Linked DNA regions of Homo sapiens: region 2 is linked to region 1. The links are chromatin loops, found by intact Hi-C in ENCODE. Cell type or tissue: transverse colon. All regions are shown on one strand.

Region 1 (8,000 bases):
TAACAGCCAAATTCTACCAGAGGTGCAAAGAGGAACTGGTACCATTCCTTCTGAAACTATTCTAAACAATAGAAAAAGAAGGACTTCTTCCTAACTTATTTTATGAGGCCAGCATCATCCTGATACCAAAACCTGGCAAAGACACAAAAACAACAACAAAAAATTCAGGCCAATATCCCTGATGAACATCGATGCGAAAATCCTCAATAAAATACTGGCAAAGCGAATCCAGCAGCACATCAAAAAGCTTATCCACCATGATCAAGTCAGCTTCATCCCTGGGATGCAAGGCTGGTTCAACATATACAAGTCAATAAATGTAATCCATCACATAAACAGAAGCAATGACAAAAACCACATTATTATCTCAATAGATGCAGAAAAGGCCTTCGACAAAATTCAACACCCCTTCAGGCTAAAAACTCTCAAAAAACTAGGTATTGGCCAGGCACGGTGGCTCACGCCTGTAATCCCAGCACTTTGGGAGGCCGAGGCGGGCGGATCACGAGGTCAGGAGATCGAGACCATCCCGGCTAAAACGGTGAAACCCCGTCTCTACTAAAAATACAAAAAAATTAGCCAGGCGTAGTGGCGGGCGCCTGTAGTCCCAGCTACTTGGGAGGCTGAGGCAGGAGAATGGCGTGAACCCGGGAGGCGGAGCTTGCAGTGAGCCGAGATCCCACCACTGCACTCCAGCCTGGGCGACAGAGCAAGACTCCGTCTCAAAAAAAAAAAAAAAAAAAAACTAGGTATTGATGGAACGTTTCTCAAAATAATAAGAGCTATTTATGACAAACCCACAGCCAATATCATACTGAATGGGCAAAAGCTGGAAGCATTCCCTTTGAAAACCAGCACAAGACAAGGATGCCCTCTCTCACCACTCCTATTCAACATAGTATTGGAAGTTCTCGCCAGGGTAATCAGGCAAGAGAAAGAAATAAAAGGTATTCAAACAGTAAGAAAAGAGGTCAAATTGTCTCTGCAGATGACATGACTGTACATTTAGAAAACACCATTGTCTCGGCCCAAAATCTCCTTAAGCTGATAAGCAAATTCAGCAAAGTCTCAGGATACAAAATCGATGTGTAAAAATCACAAGCATTGCTGTACACCAATAATAGACAAACAGAGAGCAAAATCATGAGTGAACTCCCATTCACAATTGCTACAAAGAGAATAAAATATCTAGGAATACAACTCACAAGGGATGTGAAGGACCTCTTCAAGGAGAGCTACAAACCACTGCTCAAGGAAATAAGAGAGGACCCAAACAAATGGAAAAACATTCCATGCTCATTGATAGGAAGAATCAATGTTGTGAAAATGGCCATACTGCCCAATGTAATTTATAGATTCAATGCTATCCCTATCAAACTACCATTGACTTTCTTCACACAATTAGAAAAAACTACTTTAAATTTCATATAGAACCAAAAAAGAGCCCATAGAGGCAAGACAATCCTAAGCAAAAAGAACAAAGCTGGAGGCATCAGGCCACCTGACTTCAAACTATGCTACAAGGCTACAGTAGCCAAAACAGCATGGTACTGGTACCAAGACAGATATGTAGACCAAAGGAACAGAAAAGAGGCCTCAGAAATAACGCCACACATCTGCAAACATCTGATCCTTGACAAAGCTGATAAAAACAAGAAATGGGGAAAGGAATCCCTATTTAATAAATGGTGTTGGGAAAACTGGCTAGCCATATGCAGAAAACTGAAACTGGACCCCTTTCTTACACCTTATACAAAAATTAATGCAAGATGGATTAAAGACTTAAACGTAAGACCTAAAACCATAAAAATACTAGAAGAAAACCTAGGCAATACCATTCAGGACATAGGCATGGGCAAAGACTTCATGAGTCAAACACCAAAAGCAATGGCAAGAAAAGCCAAAATTGACAAATGGGATCTAATTAAACTAAAGAGCTTCTGCACGGCAAAAGAAACTATCACCAGAGTGAACAGGCAACCTACAAAATGAGAGAAAATTTTTTCAATCTATCCATCTGACAAAGGGCTAATATCCAGAATCTACAAAGAACTTAAACAAATTTACAAGAAAAAATTGAACAACCCCATCAAAAAGTGGGCAAACGGTATGTACAGACACTTCTCAAAAGAAGACATTTATGCGGCCAACAAACATATGAAAAAAGCTCATCATCACTGGTCATTAGAGAAATGCAAATCAAAACCACAATGAGATACCATCTCACACCAGTTAGAATGGCAATCATTAAAAAATCAGGAAAAAACAAATGCTGCAGAGGATGTGGAGAAATAGAAACGCTTTTACACTGTTGGTGGGAGTGTAAATTTGTTCAACAATTGTGGAAAACAGTGTGACGATTCTGTGACCAGAAATACCATCTGACCCAGCGATCCAATTACTGGGTATATACCCAAAGAATTATAAATCATTCTACTATAAAGACACATGCACACGTATGTTTATTGCAGCACTGTTCACAATAGCAAAGACTTGGAACCAACCCAAATGCCCATCAATGATAGACTGGATAAAGAAAATGTGGCACATATACACCATGGAATACTATACAGCCATAAAAAAGGATGAGTTCATGTCCTTTGCAGGGACATAGATGAAGCTGGAAGCCATCATTTTCAGCAAACTAACACAGGAACTGAAAACCAAACACTGCATGTTCTCATTCATAAGTGGGAGTTGAACAATGGACACAGGGAGGGGAGCATCACACACTGGGGCCTGTCGGGGTGGGGTGCTAGGGAAGGGATAGCATTAAGAGAAATACCTGATGTAGGTGATGGGTTGATGGATGCAGCAAACCACCATGGCATGTGTAGACCTATGTAACAAACCTGCACGTTTTGCACATGTATTCAGAACTTAAAGTATAATAAAACAAGCAAAACGAAACAAAAAACTACAATGGTATACCACCTCAAATCCATTAGGATGGCTACTACAACAACAACAGAAAATAACAAGTGTTGTTGAGTATATGGAGAAACGGGATCCCTTATGCACTGTTAGTGGGAATATAAAACAGTATAGCCAGTGTATAAGAGTATGGTGGTTCCTCAAAAAATTAGAAATAGAATTACCATATGATCCAGCAATTTTATTTCTGGGTACATACTCAAAAGAATTGAAAGCAGGGTCTTGAAGATCTATTTGTACACTCATGCTGATAGCAGCATTATTCACAATAGCTAAAACATGGAAGCAACCCAAGTGTCTATTGATGGATGAACCGATAAGCAAAATGTGGTATATGCATACAGTGGAATATTATTCAGCCTTAAAAGGAATGGAAATTCTGCAACATGCTACAACATTGATGTATCTTGAGGACATTTTGCAAAATGAAATAAGCCAGTCACAAAAAGGCAAGTACAATATAATTTCACTTATATGAGGTACCTAGAGTAGTCAAAATCACTGAGACAGAAAGTAGAATCGTGGTTTCCAGGGGCTGGGAAGAATGGGAAATGAAGAGTTAGCATTTAACGGGCATAGAATTTCAGTCTTACGAGATGCAAAGAGTTCTGCGGATGGATGGTGGTGATGTCTGCATGACATCCTCAATGTATTTAAATACCAATGAACTGCACATTTGCAATGATTAAGATGATAAATTTCATGTGTTTTTTCCACAATAAAAAATTGGGGGGGTGAAGTGGAACAATATTCTAATTATAACCATGTTATTGGCACCACTTAGATAGCACTTGCTCTATACTAGACACTGTTCTAATTTCTCTCTATATATTAACTCAAATGTGGAAAATAAGACCCAGTGATTTCCCTAATTCAGTATTCCTCATATTTCATTTGGAGATCTGGCTAAAATGCAGATTTGAATGCAGTAGGTTTGGGCTGAGTCCTGAAATTCTCCATGGGACACTGATGCTGCTGGTCCATGTACCACACTTTGAGTAGGCAGGGCCTAATGTTCCACATCTACTAAATCAAGACCAAGATTCACACTCTGATTATCAGAGATAGAGCCCAGTGTTCTTTCTATTCCATTATTGCTATCTCTAGAGATTTTTTCCCTCCTGCTGCAGTTTGATAGAAGGCAACTCGGCAGTTAATTACAGGCTGCCAGTTCCAGAGTGCAGTGCTGTGCAGCAGAAAACAGAAAGCACCATTTTTCACAGTCAGCTCTCTATTGCACTTAGCAGCCTTGGCTATGAGTAGTTGTCTAACCCTCAGTAGATTTGGCCATGGGTGCATCATGCTTCAGAATTGAACTTTTAAAAAATAATGTGTTGGGACTGATAAGCCAGTTGTAGGTAATCAATGCAGCTCCTCAGAGGAGAAAGGAAAGGGGAAGAAGGAAGTGAATAGACTTAGGAAAGAGAATGGATGGACAATGGAAGAGTGTGGAGGCTGGAGGGGAAAAAGGTCTAAATTCCTTCTGTAGTCTATTGGGGATGATTACCATAATAAAGAAATCACAAACATGCTCCCTGGTTGGGAGCAAGCCACAGCTGTTCAGGTGGACTGCTGAGTAGCACCTCTGCTGAAGAAGCCTGATGATTATTTATTTGCATCACAGATTCCTCATTTTGCAGGTCTGGCTGTCTCAGCCTGCATGCCGACTGGCTGTCCAAGCGTGGGGCCATTGCTGATGATGATAGATTTCTGAGTTAGCCCCATTCTCTTCCTCCATGGAATAGCACTCGCTCTGAAATCAGGACTGTGCATGACCTTCCTGCTCCTGGAATAAGGGTGCCAAGGACTAGTGAGAGGCTCATGTCAGCAGGGCCAAGTACATTTGACATGTGCACAGGCCCTTTATTCTTGCTAGATTTCTGTTAAAAAGGATATCATGGGTTATATTGAAATAGGGTATTTTTCTTTTTAATTTTTTATAAAATGAAATATAACTTACATAAATCCAATAAATCTTAAACATACAGTTTGATAAATGTTCACAGATATATGTATATATGTGTGCATATGAGATATATATCGTATATATAATATATATTTTATATATAATATATAATATATATTTTATATATTTTATATATAATATATATTTAATATATAATATATATAATATATATTTTATATATAATATGTAATATATATTTTATATATAATATGTAATATATATTTTATATATAATATATAATATACAATATATTATGTATAATAATTATATAAAATATATATTATATAATATATATTTTATATATAATATATATTTTATATGTATATATAATATATATTTTATTTGTATATATTATATATAATATATATATAATATATATAACATATATATTTTATATAATATATATAATATATATAACATATATATTTTATATAATATATATAACATATATATATTATATAATATATATATATGCATATCCTGCCATAGTCTTTTGAAATTCTTTATCAACCACTAAAGACAATATCCTCAATGCTCACAGCATAGTAAATACTAATGGGAATCACCTTCATGGTAATGAATCAAATTTCACTAGTTCTTGTGCCATCACTGTTAATGGACCCCTCTACAAATTATTCTCCACAAGGTGTTTTCATGTGCTTATGAAAGAGTCTCTCTCACGGCATCAATTACCTATTTTCAGATTATTGCTGAATAATAAATTAACTAAAAAACTTCCATGGCATTCAACTATATTTTTTTATGCAACCAGAGTATTGCATAAGCATAGGCTGCTTTAGGATGGACTCAGAAAAACCGTTCTGCTAACCTTGACTGGGCTTCTTACACTTTTAAGTTGGAGATTCTAAAAATCCAAGATGGGTTTACCTGGGTGTCTCAACTGTGCTCCATGTTTCCCTCATCTTTGTGAGACCAATGGCTAACCCAGGCATGTATTTCTCATGCAATGGCAAAAGGGTCAGAATCAATTACTGCTTCATTGGACCTGACCCACCCTCACTTCTGGCTCATTCTATTGGCCAAAGCAATCACATGGCTGAACCCAGAATCAAGAAGAAGTACACACTTTGATGGCAAAGGGTGCAGAAACAAGGAAGAAAGAAATATTGTAGCATTAATGCCATGTACCACACTTGCCAAGAGATGCTGTTCTCTTTCTTTCATCAGGCACCAGAATCTTCCACCAGGTGCCACCGCTGCTCCGTACCATGGCCAGGTCCATTTTGGAGGCACCAGACCCATGATAAAGCCCAAGCTGTGAGGAAGGAGAAAAATTTAGTGCTCTCCTCTTTCTTGCAGTCTGAAAGATGGATGTGTGTAACCTTGAGTCTTTTAGAAACCTTAATAAAATGGTTTTTACTCATGGTCCTTCTCTCCCTAAGAACCCTTAGAGCTGGGGTGGGAATGAATTTATGTGACATCTACTAGGCATACTCAGAATCATTGCTTTCCTCCAAGAATGTGGTCAAACTGGAGCCTGTCTTTTTCCTTTCTTCCCAGGAAGACCTCAGGAAATCTCAGTGAAGTTGTACCAAGTTTTCTTGCTTTATTAACAGATCTCCAGCTATCTCAACATGATTTTGGCTTAAATTATATATATTTACTTATCATAATGACTGTTTAGTTAATGACTTCCTGTCATATCAGCTTTTAGAAAGCTATACCACTTTTAGGGCAACTGTTTCTTTTTTACTATTTCTCTATTGTATTTTGGTACAATTTTCTCACCCCAAAACACTCATGGCATAGTATAATATAATATAACCTATGCACATCCTCTCATATACTTCAAATCATCTCTAGATTATTTATAATACCCAATGCAATGTAAGTGCTATGTAAATAGTTGTTATGCTATATTGACTTTTTATTGTTATGTTGTTATTTTTTTCAAGTATTTTTGATCAGCAATTGAATTCACTGATACAGAGGGCTGACTACATATTCAAATCCTCTATATAAAGCATGACACAATGCTAAAAATAATTCAAGTAAACCAGAAGAAGGCAGAAAAGGGGAAAGAAAGAAACAAAAATCAAAACAACTAGAAAACAATAAAGTATCAGATGTATATCCTAACAATAATTGTTTTAAATGTAATTTATATAAATATACCAAGTAAAAGGTAATAATAGACACAGTAGATTTAAAAAATGACCCAATTATATTCTGTCTATAGGAATCTCAAGTACAATGATATAGGAAATGAAAAGTTTACCTTGTTGCATAGGTAAGCTTGTGTCATGGGGGTTTGTTGTACAGATTATTTCTTCACCAGGTATTAAGCCTAGTACCCATTAGTTATTTTTCCTGATCTTCTCCCTCTTCCCACCCTCCACCCTCCAATAGGCCCTGGTGTTTATTGTTCCTCTCTATGTGTCCATGTGTTCTCATCATTTAGCTTCCACTTATAAGTGAGAACATGCAGTATCTACATTTCTGTTCCTGAATTAGTTTGCTAAGGATAATGGCCTGCAGCTCCATCCATGTCCCTGCAAAAGACACAATCTTGTTATTTTTTATGGCTGCATAGTATTCTGTGGTGTATATGTACCACCTTTTCTTTATCCAGTCTATCCTTGATAGGCATTTAGGTTTATTCCATGTCTTTGCTATTGTGAATAGTGCTACAATAATCATACATGTGCATGTGTCTTTATAACAGAATGATTTATATTCCTTTGGGTATATACTCAGTAATAAGATTGCTAGGTCAAATGGTATTTCTGTCTTTAGGTCTTTGAGGAATTGCCACACTCTCTTCCACATGGTTGAGCTAATTTACATTCCCACCAACAGTGTATAAGTGTTCCTTTTTCTCCATAACCTCGCCAGCATCTGTTATTTTTTGACTTTTTCATAATAGTCATTCTGACTGGTGTGAGATGCTATCTCATTGTGGTTTTGATTTGCATTTTTGAATGATCAGTGATGTTGAGCTTTTTTAAATATGCTCGTTGGCCACATGTATGTCTTCTTTTGAAAAGTGTCTGTTCATGTCCTTTGTCCACTTTATCATGGGGTTTGCTTTGTTCTTGTAAATTTGTTTAAGTTCCTCATAGATGCTGGATATTAAATC
Region 2 (8,000 bases), 65 kb after region 1:
CAAAGCCAAGTTTTGTCTTGGAAACTTGTCAATCCCGGACATCTTATGCTAAGACCCTAATGTTCATGGCAATTGTATAGAGCTCGCGGCAGGGCTGGGCTGGAAAGGAAGGAAAGAATGTGAAGGCGTCCTTGAGCTGTTCTGGGCTTTGCAAAAGGTAAAAGAAAAGGGAATATGGGAGAAGATGGGGAGCAAAGTAATGGTATTGGTGCAAGCTGGGGAAGGAACAGGCATGCTGCAGTGGGCTGATTTTTTTTTCTACCTGAACCCCTCTGAAGTGTCAGGGATGCTGGCTGGATTCTTGGTCCCCATCCTTGTCCTCTCTATAGCTAAGAAATTGGCCTGTCATCTTCTCTTTACAATCCCTGATATCACAGCTTCCAAATTCACCAAATCATGAAGTGTCATTGCAAGTCTTTCTCACATCCATTATGTATTATCTTTGAACATTACTCCTAGCTTTATAGACCTTACTTTGACTGTCCCCTGCATTTTTTCTGGGCAAAGTTGTCAGAGGCACTGTGTGGTCACACACACACACACATACACACACACACACACACACACACACACACACACACACACACACTGTATTTAGTCAGAGCAGAAGAAAGCCTTTCAGTGGATCCAGGTAAACAATGAATTGCCGTGTGCTCTCTGCAGAGGGGCTCCCTGATAATCAGCAGGGTTGAAAGCAGTGGCTGTTTTCTGTGGGTCCCCTTGTAGCCTCTCATCACCCTCTGCCTATTAGTGAAACTGGAACAAGCCATTTGGGTGGTTGCAACCAGATCTGGCTAAAGGAGTGCCCAGCTGTTGCTCTTTCCTCTCTCTGGTTTTCAGTCCCCGTGATGTGGACTCATTATGGCTGTGATCGTTGCTGATGACATTAATGCACTGTGCTGCTTCTCCATCGCATGTGCCATCTGCTCCCATCAGCCCTGTGGGGTAAGTGGTAGGTAATTGTTTCCCATCGGTAGTCCATTTTCTCAGATAAAGGATGTGAGATTCAAAAATAAACATCCACTCTGAGTCATTGCAACAAGGCCAGTGTGGATCTGGGGGCAGCCACCCCATCTACCGCAAGTAGTGGGTGAGGCTGCTTTCCCCGTAATTCAAGTCGAAGGGCAATTTGATTCATTAACAATGACTCTGGGGGAGGAGGAGGTTCAGGGAGAGAGCAGAGACAAAAAAAAATCCTGAGGGTTCTTATAAACCAGCAGGGTCAATGCAAAAGAGAAAGGGAGAGATGGAGAGAGAAATTGGTGATTCATCAGCACTAGCTGATTTAGCAGCACTAGGCTTGCTAGTGGATGGGAATGTAAGATAAGAGCCCATGTCATTTCAGCCGTGGGAAACAAGCTTGGGCTCTACAACCTCAGCTTCTTCATTAGCTATGGCCACGGCTGACTCACCAAGGACCACGGGTTCCAGACCAGAATTGAAAATTCCTCATATGGGCAAGTGTGGGCAGGGCTCGGAAGGTGGGCAAGCAGATAGGGCAGGATGGGGAAATGCCAAAGAGGAACCAAAAGCCCAGCTCACAGAAATTATCATGGGGGAGAAACATGATTTATTTACATGTTCCCAGACTCCCAAGATGACTGATAGGATTTGCTTTTTTTTTTTTTAAAAAAAAAAAAAAAAGGAATTGCATCTTAGAGCTCACTTTTAACCTGTTTTCTCTTAAGAATTGCCATGGCATCCTCAGTTTGACCTTCACCTCCCCTCAAAGCTCATCTCCACATACATCAGTCATGTATTAAATAAATATTTACTGCACTCCTGCTGGATGCCAGGCCCTGTGCTCACTGGGGAGTTACTATGGGCCTCTGGAGCTGGACAGGCCAGATTTGCCATTTGCTAGTGCTATCTTGTGCAAAGCTGTAAGTGCTCTGAAGTCATATTTCTTCACCTCTACAATGGGATAATTGCATCAGTTTCCTAAGATTGTCATGAGAATCGAGTGAGAGAATGTGTATTGAGCTCAGGCCAGAGGCATAAGGGCCCTCCATAAACACTGGGGCTGAAATGACGAGTTTCCCTTCTCTTTCCCTTCCCTTTTCCCCACATTTCCTGTCATGCATGGGGTCCTCTCACATCTTCTCCACCAGCCCTGACCTGCAGCTCACATGTGCTGGCTCAGGCCCCGATTTCATATCTCCTCTGCCCACCTACTTGTCCCCACTTGTGGGACTGCCCCATCCCTCCCTGCATGGGCAGGGTGGGGACAGGGATTTCCTCCTAGGGCCCCTCCCAGGCAGCTTAGCTGGTCTGTGGGTCTTGCACTCCAGCTGCCTTCATGCCAACCCAGGGCTGTTTGAGTCATGAGAAGGAGATTCCCCAACACCACGCTTGCTCCAATCACAGCGAAGCCCACTAATTGATTCATGTTATTTTATTTTCTATACTGGTGGTTAGGGCCTCAAGCAATTTTATGCAAATTTATGAACCTTATGCAAATGAGGGCATCCCTAGACTAATTGCACACAAATGGAAGCTTTGCGGGCACCTCCCCCATTCAAGTGTGCCCTGATTCCTTCTCATCCCTTAAATGATTCCCAAAGTTCCCCATCACCAAATGTCCCTAAGATCAGCAGCCTCGTCTCCTCCCTGCCTCCCCACCCCACAGGCTTCTCAGTGGCTGTTTGGGGATTTTGAGGGACAGTGTCAGCCTTGTTTGCAAAAGCTCACGGCTGCCTTATGTCCCAGGAAACCATAGCCTGGGGGAAAAGCCCCCTAGCTTATTTTAAAATTCATTTGAATCCCACCCAGCTCCCTCTTCCAATCCTCCTAGGGGAGGTGTGACTAGCCCAGAACAGCCTAGGACCTGCCAGAAGCTCACATAGTTGGCCCATCTAGGTTGGGGCAAAGCTGTGTGTGGCCCCTCCACTTCCAAAAGGCCCACTCCTCAATCTTAGGCCCATCCTTGGTCCCAGCTGTCTGACAACTAATTCTCAGGAAGGGGCTGTCTTAGGTCCGGTTCCCTAGAGACAGACAGAGTGCAAGATAGGAATTGAGCAGGAAGCTCTGGAGTGTGAGAGCACCACACAGTTAACTACCTTGAGGAAAGGTGATGAGTTTTTGTATTTCCCCTTCCCCTTTGACAGGCAATGGCTGCCAGTAGCCCCAGGGGGCAGGATAGTAACCTCTGGAGCATTTTCAGGGCAAGAGGGCTCCCATCTTGCAAAGAGGTCAGCCAACATTCAGCAGCTGGGGGATGGGTGTGCCAGCCCAGGTGAGGGACCAGCAGCATCTCCTAGAGGCATATTTGTTTGTTTAACTTGATTTAACTTCAACATCCCTGTAAAGCAGGCATTTACATGATTTCCATTTCATAAATGCGGTACCTAATGATCAGGGCAGGTTGCTACCTGCTTCCACAGTGCACCTTCTAAATGAGACAGAATAAACAGACTGGGGCTTTGCACCTGGACCCACTGGCTCTCCTGCTGGCCGCCTGTCCAGCCTGCCAGTGGGCCAGGACTTCTGTCTCCAGCCACTCTCAAATCCAGGGACAGGATGTGTTGCTTCAAAACTCTTTTATACACCTGGCTTTTCTCTATGGTCCTCCTTCCCTTATTCACCCTTTTATATGGCTTCTTTTTTACGAAGTTCCTCATAGAAATTGTGTGTGTGTGTGTGTGTGTGTGTGTCTGCGTGCACACGCTGAGGAGTGTGGCACTGGAGTCTAAAAGGACAAGAAGCAGAACCAAAGCTGTTCTGTCCTCTCTTCCTCCTTCTTTTCTGTTCCCTTTCCTTTCAAACCCTTGGGTCCCATTTCCCCTCCTCCTCCTCCTCTTTCTCATAGCCTTCCCTCTTCCCTTCCTTTTCTCCTTGGCCCCTTTCTGCCAACTTCATTTTTCTTCCTCTGTCTCCTCTTCTACTCACTCCCCTTCAACTTCACCCTGCATCCTCACTTCCTTCCTCCTCCTCCCCTTTCTCTTTCCTCCCTCTCCTTCCCACCCACTCCTTCTCATCCCTCTCACCTTTTCCCCTTCCTTTCCCCATCCCTCTTTCCTTCTTTCCTCTCCTTTCCCATCCTTTCTGCCCTATCTTACTCCATTTTTCTCTCTTCTCTTTCTCCCTCCTGCTCCCTCCATTTCCACCCCCACCACCTTCCTTCCTTCTTCTCTCTTTCATCCTCCTATTCCCTTCCTTCTTTTCTGCAACTTTCCTCCCCTCACCCTCTACCCCTGCCTTAGAGGACTGCCACCCTTGCCCCAGTCCCCGCCCACAGATGAACCAAGGTCTGTCCTGAGCAGCTCAGGGCGGATTCTCCTGTGGCGCGGGGAAGGCGGCTTGTCTTGCCCTCTCAGGGCGCTGGGTGTTTCCAAAGGGCGGTACCCGCCCTCCTGCGCCAGCTGGGGCGGGAAGGGAGGCTGGGTGGGGGCTGGCGGGAGGCCTTAAGTACGGGAACCACACGTGGCGCGCCGGGGCCGCGGGGCTTCCAGAGGTCCCAGCAGAGCCACAGACGGTACCGGGAGCCGCCTCGGTGAGGCAGTCTAGCTCGCCGGCCTCGCTCGCTGGGGGAAGGCGAAGAACACGAGCTGAGTGGGAGAGAAGAGCGGCTGGAGGTGGGGGAATCACTTTATCTTGATTCGTGGGAACAGCCTTGCCACCAGGCAGCCCAGGCCACCAGATAGTTAAAGGAGGAATGCTTTGCGGACCCGCGCGTCTGCGAGAAGAGAAAAGGAAGCCGCGATGCCCGGCGCTGGGAGCATCAGTGCCACACTCGCCGCCCTTTGAACAAGCAGCAAAGCCTGGGGTCTTGACTCCCTTAGGTTCTCTTTATTGCGGCAGGCCCAGTGTTCCCCCCCGGAGTATTTCCTCTCCATCACGCCGGCCTTGGTCCAAAGGAAGCCACTAGCCCTGTGCCCCCTCCCAGCTTCCCCTTCGCCCACCCTCCTGGATTCTCTTTATTACTAGGCTATGGCTCCTTCCTGACTCCCTCACTCCCTTGCAAACACTCTACCCTCTTTTGAATTTTATTCCCTGGTTCCACGATTGAAACTTGTCTACTCGACAAATTCCACTATTATCTCTAATGAGAGCATACAACTCTGGAGCTCTCACAGTTTAAGAATTGCCTTCATATGAATTTGCTCATGGTATTTCTACAGATATTCACTCCAGGAGGCAAAGCAGACATCAGCCCCATTTTACATAGTAGGAAAATGAAGCTAGGGCAGGGATGTCAGAGGTCCTCGCAGGACTGCCATGTAGGATGTTCAGATTGTGCACTCTACAAGAGTTGTGCATTGAGGGAACTATTCAAATGGGAGGCATATGCTTATATATGAGAGTGCTCAAGCAGTACAGAGCTGTTAGTCCTCCAGGCCAAATCTGGAAGCAGTGATGGAGATGTTCCATTCCTTCCTGCAGAAATCTACAAAACTTTCATGCATTTATGGGAATATGCATATGATACAAACAGGGCCTTGAGAAGCACACACACATTTCTGCCTGCCTTCTTGCATAATTGAGCTTCCTCACTCTTGCTCTTGTGCCTTTGCCATGAGAACGGGCTAAGGTAGCCTGCTGAAGAATGAGACAAGTGAAGCAGAGCTGAGTTGGCTCAGTTGCTCCAGTTGAAGCTTTCAGATCTATGAGAGCTCAGCCCAGATCACCAAAGCCTCCTAGCTGACACACAGCTCACCACAGGCACGCAAGTGAGTTGCGCCCAGCCAAGTCCAGCTCAGATCAGTAGAACTACACAGCTAATCTAAAGACTCATTAGAAAAAAACAGTTATTGTTTTAAGCCACTATGTTTTGGAATGTTTCTTGCATAGTAATATCTGACTGATGCAGAGAGAAAGATAACCTTTTACTAGAAGCAGCAGAAGTGTTGGAAGTCTCACTTCAAACAGCAGCTCATCAGAGTAGAGACAGAAAGAGAATGAAGATTCACAGTGTATGGCTTGCTTGGTTCTTCCCAGCTTGCAGAGTGCCTTCACAAGCATTCCTGTTTGATTCTTTTTTTTTCTGATTCTTAAAGAACCCCTGGAAGTTGGGGTAGGAAGCTGTTTTATCTGCATTTGTCAGATGAGAAAACTGAGTCTCAGACAAGTTGCATGACTTGCCTAGGGGGTCAGTAGCTAGTAAGGGATGGAGCCAAGACTACAGCCAGGCCGTTTGGCTCCAGCCCTGTGCTCTTGGCACTGCCCTGTGCTAGAAACAGGGTTTGTTGAAACAGGGGCTCAAGGGAGAGCTGCTCATGCTTGTAGCCAGGAAGCAGAAGGGCAGATGGAAAAGCTCCTTATTAAGTGTGTACCTGGAGTGGAGAGGAGGATGGAGGGCGTGCATGGACTGAGGATTTTGATTTCCTGTTGAAACAAGAAGAGGAGAACAGGGACTCTGCTGGAAAGAGAGAGCTAGAACTAAGGCTCCCTAGGACTTATTACTTACGTTGGACCAAGCCTCCAGTGAGGCTTCAATTGACCACCAGGCCACAGTTGACCCACTCTCCTCCTGAGTACTTTTCCCCATGCAAGACAACTGGCTAAGGAGTATAAGGAGTATAATTGTAAGCACCGTAATCAATATTGCAATAGCACTTACCATGTGTCTGACATTGTGCTAAGTTTCTCCATTTTACAGATGAGGAAACTGAGGCACACTGAACTTAACTCACACAGCTGGCAAGTTGTAGTGCCAGAATTCAAATGCAGGAGGTTTGGCTTCAGAATCTGGACCCTTAACCACTACACTGATGGCCTCTTCATGCTTAGTGTTTTACTATTTAAGATACTCCAAGAGGCTCAGAGAATGGGTGAGAAGATGATCTGAGACCATTTTTTCAAGACAGCAGCCACGGAGACAGCCCCATTTCCCTGGGGGAAAGTGGCCACAAAGATGGGAGTTTCTCGCTAACTTTGCCCTGCATTGGTGGGCTGTGTGCCTGGGGGTTCTTGTGTCTCTGGTCCTGCCTGGTGGTTCTGGCCACACCCCAACCCACTAGAAACCTATTTTCCCAGGAACAGGAAGAAAAAAATGTGCATTTCTTCTTTCCCTGGCACTTGTCCTGGGAGTCACCCCATACACAGACACCTCTGTATTAATCTTATACACTGCCCTCCCCACCTTTTCCATCCCTGTGAATGCCAGTGTAACCTACAACCACTGCTACTCTTTGCACTATTGCCCCTGTGACATAACAATTGGCAAGAGTCAGGAGGGGTTTGGCTTTACTGCAAGAGAAGGAAGCATATCACCAGTATGTCCTTCATGGTCTCCTATGAATGAGGCCAAGAACTGACAGCTTCCAAGATCCCTTCTATTTCAGGCACCAGTGACAATAGCAGCCATTTGTTGAGGACTTATTCTATGCCAGACTCTTGACAAACAGTATTGCTCATCCTCTCAGCACCGGTGAAAGACAAGTATCCTTATCCTCACTTTGGAAATAGGAAAACTGAGATGTAGAGAAGTTAAGTAATCTTGTGGTTCAAGGTCACACAGGAGGCCAGCTGGACCCCCAAACTTCTACTTTCCCCACATCATGTTTTCCTGCTGGGTCTCAAGGGGAAATTTGATGTCTGCCCTCTTACCACCTCCCACTCCGCGCCCGCCCCCAACCCTCAGCAGAGGCACTGTGTCTCCCAGAGCCCTCCTCACTGCTCCTCCCCACCTTCTCTTGCTCCTTCTTCCTTGCTTTTTCAAAATGTCCAGCTCCACTTCCACCTGCCACCAGCCCAGCTAAAGCCTGAACATGAAGGTGGAGCAATTGGGATGTAGAGGGAACCATGCCTTTCCCCACCTCTCCAGGTCCTGACTCAATTAGCGTTACCTATCTCTGCTGTAACGGAAGCAAAATCTAAGAGCTGAGGACACAGCCAGAACATGCGCGTGAGTGTGTGTGGGAGTGAGCATGCATGTGGGAGCAAGTGTGCCTGTGCAAGTATGTGTGTGAGCAGGAGTGAGTGTGCATGTGGGGGTGTGTGTCTGGTTGTGGTGTGTGCCTGCACACCCAGCAATATCTATGACAAGGGACAGGGGAAAC

The links. A loop is a pair of places that touch in the nucleus more often than their neighbours do. Peaks named below come from ENCODE experiments on the same cell type or tissue, not always from the same donor. Only the 100,000 strongest peaks of a DNase experiment are listed, where the experiment ranks them.
Region 2: it touches region 1 in a loop (5-fold over the local background); 1 of 110 quality-filtered maps calls a loop at or near these places.

The regions. Positions count from the first base shown.
Region 1 is chrX:39,092,660-39,100,659 of GRCh38, forward strand. No RefSeq gene overlaps it. Among named protein-coding and RNA genes, the nearest start is that of LINC01281, 230 kb to the right of the region's middle. In transverse colon, no CTCF peak of the experiment used is centred here; no DNase peak of the experiment used is centred here.
Region 2 is chrX:39,158,141-39,166,140 of GRCh38, forward strand. No RefSeq gene overlaps it. Among named protein-coding and RNA genes, the nearest start is that of LINC01281, 170 kb to the right of the region's middle. In transverse colon, no CTCF peak of the experiment used is centred here; a DNase peak (open chromatin) is centred at 4,281; H3K4me3 peaks cover 547 bases.